Regions from separate parts of the Homo sapiens genome. Here region 2 is linked to region 1. Evidence: chromatin contacts called from ENCODE Hi-C or POLR2A ChIA-PET data. All regions are on one chromosome and are shown on one strand. Each heading gives the region's core, a stretch centred on a gene start or an enhancer-like site at or near the end of the contact. The rest is flanking DNA. Distances are from core to core; before and after follow the strand shown. Region 1 holds the start of PRKACB (protein kinase cAMP-activated catalytic subunit beta). Region 2 has its middle 30 kb from the start of SAMD13.

Region 1 (4,737 bases), core at 830-3,329:
TAGACATAAAATTATTATCTCTATTATGGTATTCAGGGATATAAAAAGGAGAGTCAAGTAGAGGAATGCTTAATTAATGAACATTCAGTTACTCTTTAAGTATTTCTTACATCATGCATATTATTTGCAGCGCTACATGGTTTGCTCCTAATTTTATTTGTGTACAAGAATCCTATTTGTTTTGACTTCACAATAAAAAAAAAACAAAACAGCATTTTATCCAATAGAAATCATGGCTCATGATACTATTTTCCATTACTAGATTTTAAAATATGTTTTAGAAAGCATCACAGATCCCATACATTTAAAAAGTGGTGAAAGTCTAGTTCAAACATAACTTTTAATTATTAAAAACCCCTAACATTCATTTATTTGAGACACTTTTACTAAACACCCACTATATGAAGAGCAGGTATTAATGAAACAGAAATTAATTCAATTCTGTCTTAATTCCTCATTTAACTTTAAATTAAAACATACTTGAAATGCATAAAAATAATTTCCAAAAGGATTTAAAAGACTGCAATTTAAAAGAATAGGGCAAGGACAATAATTAACAAGCTTTTGTTACATGGTAAAGTTTAATATTATACCACTATTTTAATATTCAACAGTTCATTAACTTGAAGATATATATTCATATTCCTCATCCATCAACTTGCTATACAGTAAAGACTATAAATAACCCAAAACCTTTTAAGTGGAAAAAATGCACAAATACATGTTCTTCCTCAATCTCCCAAAAATAGTTTGAAGAATGTAAAAAAATTTCTGATTTAGTAAAAAATTAATTCAAATAAGCTTCTATAACACTGTCAAGGTGCTGTATAAACCTAGGAGTAAATTTTGTAAGCCATTCTTGATTTTGCTGTTGTGGTTGTTAAGCTGAGTTTTCTTCCTTAACTGCTACCAAATACATAAACAGAAAGAGTCAAACGCTAGTGCTATTTGATGATCAAACAAACACACCAAAGAGGGCAAAAGTTTCAAGGGTAATTCTATTGTTCCTCTAATTGGAGTCACAGAAATACCTTGAGGAGGGTCCAAGGTGAGATGTAGAATGGCGGCACTAGTATTGTTTATATGTGCAATTTATCTTTTAGAGTGTATGGCACCAAAAATGGTTCCCCAGCACCATTTTAGCAAAGCTGCAAGTTCAAACATTTTAACATGCCTGAAAGAATGTGATTCATGCATAACCAACTTTTCCTGCATTTGAGTCATATGTATAAATAACATAAAATATAATTATAAAGTTTTTGATATCCATAATGTTATAAGTGTAAGAATTTAGATAGAATAATTATGTTTTATTTTAGAAATTCCTGTTTGTAAAACTGAAATAACTTTCTCACATGCATTTAAAAATAAAACCATGGCAAACACAATAGAAATGTAATTATAAATTCAAGAGTCTTGTTGCCCCTTTCAAAGTTTAAAGCTTATAAATACAAGACATTTTAAGAAGTAAACAGATGGTTGTTTCTGAAACTTAAGTATTTCATTTTTATGTAAGAACAACAAAAAAAAGTACATTAGAAATGATGTAAGAATTTTATAGAAAATCTTGTCACTGATATTGAACTTAGTCAAAAATAAAACCATACAATGATGAAAGCTGAATGATTCAGCTCAACTTATAATCAAGTTTTTATGGAATTCTTTCAACTTCATCTTGCAAAATGTCCTTGTGAAAATCAGAAAACAACAAACAAAAGAGGGTTCTTTATGTTTGATTGTAAAACTCCAATTACCATTTTAGTTGCTAGTTATAATGTATCATTTAAAAAACAAAACTTACTTGATCTGTCCCATAAGGCAGTATGTTCAGAGAAATGAAGGCTGTCATTTTCCAGAGCTGTTTTCTGATCATGTGCAGTACCTTTAGAGTGTCTATGAAATAACCGGCTAGCAAAACCTTCCAATTTCTGAAGAGCTGTAGTTGTACCTGTATACTGGTTACAAGGTGGTTCTCTATAAGCTGCCATTCATGTGCATTTACACTTTACTTAATGTAACTGCAAATGTTTCCAGAAGGAGCTCACAACTTCTTACACAGAAGCTAAGAGCTATGCATGTGTCAAACTTCCTGTTTGCAGGGTATTCAAACCACTACTGCTGTTCTGTTTCCTGTTAATATAAAACAGCACATTACTGAGCTTTTCTTAGCAAAACACTTTTCAGCTAGAGTTGAGGATTTTAAAAACTTGCAATATCTGCCTAAAAGGCTTTATGTTTGGGTGTTTTAATATTAATATATAGGCTAATGAGAGCATTAAATATAAAGCTTTATATATATAGTAGGCTAAACATTCTTTAAAAAGAAAACTAGTTAAACATGTATGACAAGTCTATGCAAACAACTGAAGGCCAAGCTGTCCTCCAAACACAACATGCTAAAGACAGGTTGTATTTTTTCTAGGAAATCAACTAATATACAGATTTTATGAATCCTTATAAGCAGCTAACTTTTCATAAAAAAAAACTAGTATGAAATGGGTATGAAAAAACTCTTGCAAAACAAATTTATAACACGTATAAATAAAACAATGTGAAATAGCACTTTAAAAAATTGAATGTTTCTAATTCATTGATTTAGGCCTAATACATACAGGAACTACATACACTTAGTATGTCAGTATTGCTTATCAAACTTATAATCTGCTGACATATGTCTATTACCAGGGGTACATTTTAAAACATTCTAAAATTTGAAAAGAACAAAATACAAGATTTAAATTATATAAAATCCACCATAGCAAGAAATTTCAATTGAGAGAAAAAAGTTCCTTCTAGTTGGCTGAGACATGTTAATTTTAAAACCTTACCACTGAAGACTACTACTTACCTAAACCCCTGATTTAGTGATCTCACTTAGAAACACCTCTCTATTTTTTTTTAAACGTTGTTTCACTCTGTCTCCCAGATTGGAGTGCAGTGGTGCGACCTCTGCTCACTGCGACCTCCGCTCCTAGGTTCAAGCGATTCTCGCCCCTCAGACATCCGAGTAGCTGGGATTATAGGCGCGCACCACCATGCCCGGCTAATTTTTGTATTTTCAGTAGAGATGGGGTTTCTCCATGTTGGCCAGGTCAGGAGTTGTCTCAAACTCCTGGCCTCAAGCGATACGCCCGCCTTGGCCTCCCAAAGTGCTGGGATTACAAGTGTGAGCCACCGCGCCTGGCCAAAACATCTCTTTTGATTAAAAGTAAGTAAAACTTGCCTTGTCAATTTTCAGGAAAGAAAGTAACCTGTGGCATTTAACAAAAATTTTGAGTACTTGTTTTTTTGACACTAAAGGATAAGAAATTTCCGTGGTTCTCTTTGGAAGCAGAGGGGAGGGGAGGGAAGGGAAGGAAAGGAAAGAAAGAAAAAGGTCTATCTAAAACAATCTATCTAAAAAAATCTTACTTCAGATTTACTGCCAACTGTTTGACAAACATAAAAAATAGAAACAATACTGATAAGTAAAATAAATAGGAACAATAATGTAATCAAATTAGGACTACATAAAAGGCCAATAAGAAAACACTGATTAGTGAATTTTGCCATTTAACAGTTCATTTGTGTATACTTTGTGTAATGGAATTCATATCAATCTAAACAAGTATGTAACAGTATCTATAAGATAAACTTAAATTTATAGCTTTATGTATAAATATTATGTGTGAATAACAGTTAACAAAACACTGACCAATGAATTTTGCCATGTAACAGCTCATTTCTGTATACTTTGTTTTGTGTAATAAAATTTTTATCAATCTAAACAAATATGCAACAGCATCTATATGACAAAATTCTTAAATTTGTAGCTTTATGTATAAATATTATGTGTGCATAACAATAATTTGTTTCTTAACATCTGGTAGTGCCTTACACAAAACAGACACTTATTAAATGTCTGTAGTCTTCAACAAATATCTACAGAGCATGGACTGATTCTGTAAGGGAAGAAGTGGATAAAATTACTGAATTCCCTTGATTTGCTCTACTGAAGGAAATTCTAATCATCTTCAAGGCTTAGTTCAAATGTCACCTCTTCAGTGAAGTCTGCCACATACTTCCTAGGAAAACAAACTTTGCTGCTTTGTTTTCACTGACCTCATAATATTATGTTAAAAGGTACTGTTTATGAATTTATATGACCCTAAATTGTGAGTTACTTGAATTCATAAATGAAATGCATGTATTACATACTCAATAAACATGTTAAAAGAAAAAAGTATTCACTCATTTTTAACAATTTAAAGGTCTAAGTAGAATCACCGAATACTTGAAAATGTTTGAATTTTATTTATGATGGGACCATATTTATAGATAATCCAAGAAGCACCAAGTTGCTCATATATAGAGACAAGAGTAATAGAACTGTTATCATTGAACTTCTCCTTTTTTCTATTTGTTACTAAATTTTATTCATTCTTTGAATTACATTTTTACTCAGTGCCAATGTGGACTTCTTAACTTCTTGTTTTCCCCGCTTCCAATTACCCCCTTTAATCATTCACCTCTCTGACATATTAACCTCCCCAAAGTATTACACTCATGGTATTCCATTGCCAAATACACAAACTAATCGTAACATTTCAGCTGGACCGTATTCATTTTTAACACATCTAGCCAGATTTTTTATTTATATTCAATGTTGCTCAAGTACAGAAGTTGCAGATTCCTAACTAGAACACTAAGATTACTTTATTTAAAACAATGCATAAGCTTTAAAACAAAATTACTAAA
Region 2 (4,737 bases), core at 656-3,155, 130 kb before region 1:
GTACCACTACATACATATTAGACTGGTCCAAATCTGGAACACTGACAACACCAATTGGTGGTAAGGATGTGGAGCAACAGCAACTCTCATTCATTGCTGGTGGGAATGCAAATTATACAGCCACTTTGGAAGATAGTTTTGTAGTTTCTTACAAAATAAACATTCTCTTACTATATAATCCAGCAATCATGCTCTTTTGGTATTATGTCTACACATAAACACGCATATGGATGTTTATGGCAGCTTTATTCAAAATTGCTAACACTTGGAAGCAACTGAGATGTCCTTCGGTAGGTGAATGGATAAATAAACTGTGGTACATCCAGACAAGGGAATATTATTCAGCACTAAAAAGAAATGAGCTATCACATCATGAAAAGACATGGAGGAAACTTACATGTATATTATTAAGCGAAAGAAGCCAGTCTGAAAAGGCTACATACTGTAGGGTTCCAAGTATCTGAGATCCCGAAAAAGGTAGAACTACTGAGACAGTAAAATGATCAGTGGTTGCCAGGGCTTAAGAGGAAAAGGGAGATGAATAGGTGGAGCACAGAGGATTTTTAGAGCAGTAAAACTATTCTATATGATACTATAATGGTGGATACAGGTCATTATGAATTTGTTCAGACTCAGAGAATGTACAACACAAAGTGAACCCTAATGCAAACTATAGTCTTTGGGTGATAATACTGTGTCAATATAGTTTCGTCAATTGTAACAAATGTACCACTGTGGTGAAGATGTTAAAATTGGGGGATGTTGAAAATGCCTGTGTCAGCACTGGGAATATATGAGAAATCTCTACCTTCTGCTCAGTTTTGTTGCAAACCTAAAACTGCTCTAAAAAAATAAAATCTACTTTTTTAAAAAAAGCAGCACACCTGATTTTATAACTAACCAGGTTGGGAAGGGCAAACATATAAATCTTCTGGATAGTCCTCTTTGTTTAACTTCACCTTTCTAAAGAGCAGCAGCTGGGTAGGTGTTGGCTGCTTTTCCTGCTATGTAAATGACAGGCCCTGGCCAGGAATGCTTAACAGACAGGTGTGTCCCAGCCTCTCCCCTACTTTTACCCGTCAGTTGTTTTTATTCCTAGGCTAGGTCTAAGGTGGAAAGCTTTTCCTAAGTAGGGGGTTGTGTTGGTCTTAAGGCTTATCTAACTTGGACATAGCCTCTTTAAGGAAAAAAAAATCAATGTATGAATATAAAATTAAGTACAAAGGCCCTCAGAAGAGGTCTGTAAAAATGAGGATTCTAAAGCTTAAGCTTTATTACTTTCACAGCAGATTTACCTCTGTACAACTTTCTCATTTTGGAGCAAATCAAAAGACTCTGTTTTACAAATTGTCTATGTTTTCAATATATATTAGTTAAACTGAATTTTTGAAATAAAAAGAAGAAAAAACCCCCATAGAAATGGATCATTTTGGCTGAGAACTGCAAAAACTCTGGGCACAAACACGTTATTCACCCTCTCTTGAGAGACTTAGCCATACTTTAGCATGGCTTTTAGCAGCCTGAGCCTTGTCTCTGGGAAGACTCAAACACTTTTTGAGTTCCTCTCCGGAAGAGTTCAGTCCCTAACCTCCCTTTCTTGCAGCATTTACTAAAAAGGGCTGACAATTGTGAATCTTTCCTCTGTCCCTTCCAGATGTGTATGCATCTCCTGCAACTCAGGAGTGTCTTTCTCAAGGACTTGAAAGCCATTCCTTTGAAATATAATCCTCAGGAAGGTTAGGGCCTCTGTCTCAGTCTCTGTGGGAGGATAGCAGCCTAACTTCAATAACTGCCAGCAAGCATTCACAGTTGGCTTAACTGTATTTGCATTGACCAACCTTTTGTAATTTTTCACTTCCCTGATTCCACTGAGCCTCCGCTCACGCCTCTCCTACTCTCTCATTCTCCTTTAAAAACACCCAGTCACCTCTGTGCAAATCTGAATGGAGCTCAGCCCTTTCCCTTGTTGTCGGTAGCTACTGAACAAAATCAGTTTTCACTGTTTTAACTAACATCTGGGTTTGTTTATCTTTTACATGACCCGGAAGAGTCTGAGGCTGAGTTCTTAACCACAGCCCAGTGGCACAGGCTTCGTTTGTGGGTGACTTTACTCATTATCCCCTGTATACTCTGAATTTGTAGAAAGAGCAACATAATCCCTTTATAAACACCTTCCCATCACCTTTCTGACCCTGTCTCCTACCACTTTGCTCCTTGCTTGCTCCTCTGCAACTATGCTGGCTTCCTTGTCCTTCCTGGAACAGACCTGGCACGTTCTTGCCTCTGCATTTTGCAGAGAAGTATATATGGGCTTGGAAAATTTAAATGTTGTGACCAAGTGATTAAAACCTGAGAAACGCTTCATAATGTTTTTTCCCACTGGCTTCATTCTCAACACCCCACTTCCTCTCATGATCTATTCAGTCAGTCAGGAGACCCTGTTGGCTCCACCTTTGAAATGTGTTCTGAGTTCCACCACTTGTCCCACCTCCACTGTTGCAATGAAGGTGGGACCACTACCACTTCTTGCCTGCATGACTACTGGAGCCTCCCATCTTGTCTCCCTGCTTCTTCCCTTGTCCCTGTAGTCTATCTCAACACAGCAACCAACACGGTCCTTTTAAAATACAAGTTAGGGCCGGGCGCGGTGGCTCACGCCTGTAATCCCAGCACTTTGGGAGGCCGAGGCGGGCGGATCACGAGGTCAGGAGATCGAGACCATCCTGGCTAACACGGTGAAACCCCGTCTCTACTAAAAATACAAAAAAATTAGCCGGGCGTGTGGCTGGGACTCCTGAGTAGTCCCAGCTACTCAGGAGGCTGAGGCAGGAGAATGGCGTGAACCCGGGAGGCGGAGCTTGCAGTGAGCCGAGATCGCGCCACTGCACTCCAGCCTGGGCGACAGAGCGAGACTCCATCTCAAAAAAAAGAAAACAAGTTAGATCATGTTGCTACTCTGCTCAAAACCCTCTGATTGCTTTGTGTTTCCTCCAAGGCAAAAAAACTTTGAAAGGCCTTACAAAAGCCCATCAAGCTCTACAGTAATGCTGTCCAAGGCAGTCACAACAGGCCACATGTGGCTATAGAGCACATGAGATGGGGCCAGTTGGAATTGAGATGCAAAATACACACCGGACTTTGAAAACTTAGTTTGAAATAATGTAAAATAAGTAAGAATGTAAAATATCTCATTAATAATTTTCATAGTAATTATACATGGAAATTATAATATTTTTGGTACATTGGATAAATAAAATATATTATTAAAATCAATTTTACTTGTTTCTTTTTACTTTTTTACTGTGGCTACTAGAAAATTAAAAGTTACATATCTGGTTCATGTTTGTGGCTTGAATTATATTTCCATTGGACAGAGCTGGTCTATAGTAACTGATCCCTCCCTAAAACCGCTCCTGATCTTATCTCCTGCTCACTTCTGTTGCTGCCACATTGGCCTCCTTGCCATTCCTTGAGCATCCAAGCACACGAGACATGCTCCTACCTCAGGGCCTTCACACTTGCTATTTCCACTCCTAGAAAACCTTCCCCTGTTATCTGGATGTTTCTTCATCTTCCCTAGACTTTATTCAAACTTTACCTTCTCAGTGATACCTTCCTGAGAGCCTACTGAAAACTGAATTCCTCACCCACCTCCACTCTCATATCCACTACCCCTTTCCCTGTTTTACTGTTCTCCATAACATTGTCACCATGTAACATACTGTATATCTTTCTTATTTATTTTATTTATTGTCTAACTTCCCCTGTAGAATCCACCAGGCAGGGAGTTTTGTTTAAAGTTGTGCTCCCGAAATCTAGAACTGTACCTGGTAGGTAGTAGATGTTCAATAACTTTGTGGAATGAATTACTGAATGAATCTTAATCAACCACTTCATTATACAGGTGAAGGAACTGAGAATAAGTGGCTTTCCCAGGGTCTCACAGCTTTTTTAGGGGCAGAGTGGTTGTACCCTCCGTAAGATCAGATGCCACCGTCTAGAACCCAGCCCTTTACCTATATTTGAATTTCTTTACTGGACTCTGTGCACATTTTTATGTCTCTTTTAAACTTTGCACTCAAGGAAATAGACTTACTCTAGAAATAATCTACTCAGTCACACCCAGGGGATGACCTCCAACATTCTTTCTTGCTCCAAGGATATGCCTTTGATATTTTTTTTCCCTAGGCAGGAATTCTGGGTCTGTCTGGATCACAGGAAACTAATTATTTCACCAGGGAAAAAAATTTGCTTGAAGGAAGCCATTACATTTGATTGTATAATAAATAAAATATTTAAACTATAGCCTGAAGGATTTAAATAGTTCATTTATTTGACAAAAAGACACATTTTTATTGAGCACTTTGGCATGTTGATATATGCCAGGCATTGCTTTAGGTGCTGGGAATGAACAGAGAGATGTGACAGTCTCTCAGGAGCGAACAGTCTAGTGTGTATGTGAGGGGAAGGAGGGTAAGCAAACAATTACAGGGTGCATTAGTTTCCTATTGCTGCTGTGACAAATTACCACAAGCTTAGTGGCTTAAAACAATGCATATTTATTCTCTTACAGTTCTGGAAGTTAGAAGTCCAAAATGGATCTTATTCTGCTAAAAATCAAGGTGTCAGGAGTCTGTCCCTTACGGAAGCATTATGGGAGCATCTGTTTTCTTGTCCTTTTCAGCTTCTAGAGGCTGCCTGTATTCTTGGCTCATAGCCCTTCCTCCATCATTAAAG

The links. A loop is a pair of places that touch in the nucleus more often than their neighbours do. ChIA-PET counts read pairs that join two places held with the same protein, here RNA polymerase II (POLR2A). Pooled maps may share reads with other maps.
Region 2: a loop to region 1 is called in a map of PC-3, with 10 times the contacts of the local background. The contact joins the enhancer-like site here to the promoter of PRKACB in region 1. A Hi-C loop is called at or near these places in 2 of 168 maps with a recorded cell type or tissue (PC-3 and mucosa of descending colon), 1 of 37 single-sample maps with no recorded cell type and 8 of 50 pooled maps. POLR2A ChIA-PET finds 5 or more read pairs at or near these places in 1 of 52 experiments (OCI-LY7).

Annotation. Positions count from the first base shown.
Region 1 is chr1:84,141,613-84,146,349 of GRCh38, reverse strand. It overlaps PRKACB (protein kinase cAMP-activated catalytic subunit beta), which reads right to left and starts at 2,079. Exons shown (of 10, transcript NM_182948.4): 1 at 1,802-2,079. The coding sequence starts at 1,988. RefSeq lists a silencer at 2,011-2,060.
Region 2 is chr1:84,268,884-84,273,620 of GRCh38, reverse strand. No RefSeq gene overlaps it. Among named protein-coding and RNA genes, the nearest start is that of SAMD13, 30 kb to the left of the region's middle. RefSeq lists an enhancer at 1,965-2,054. Within about 2 kb of position 1,905, at least 12 of the 41 ENCODE cell types and tissues checked have a DNase peak (open chromatin) inside an H3K27ac peak, as active enhancers do; they include OCI-LY7 and PC-3, where a contact is called at or near this core.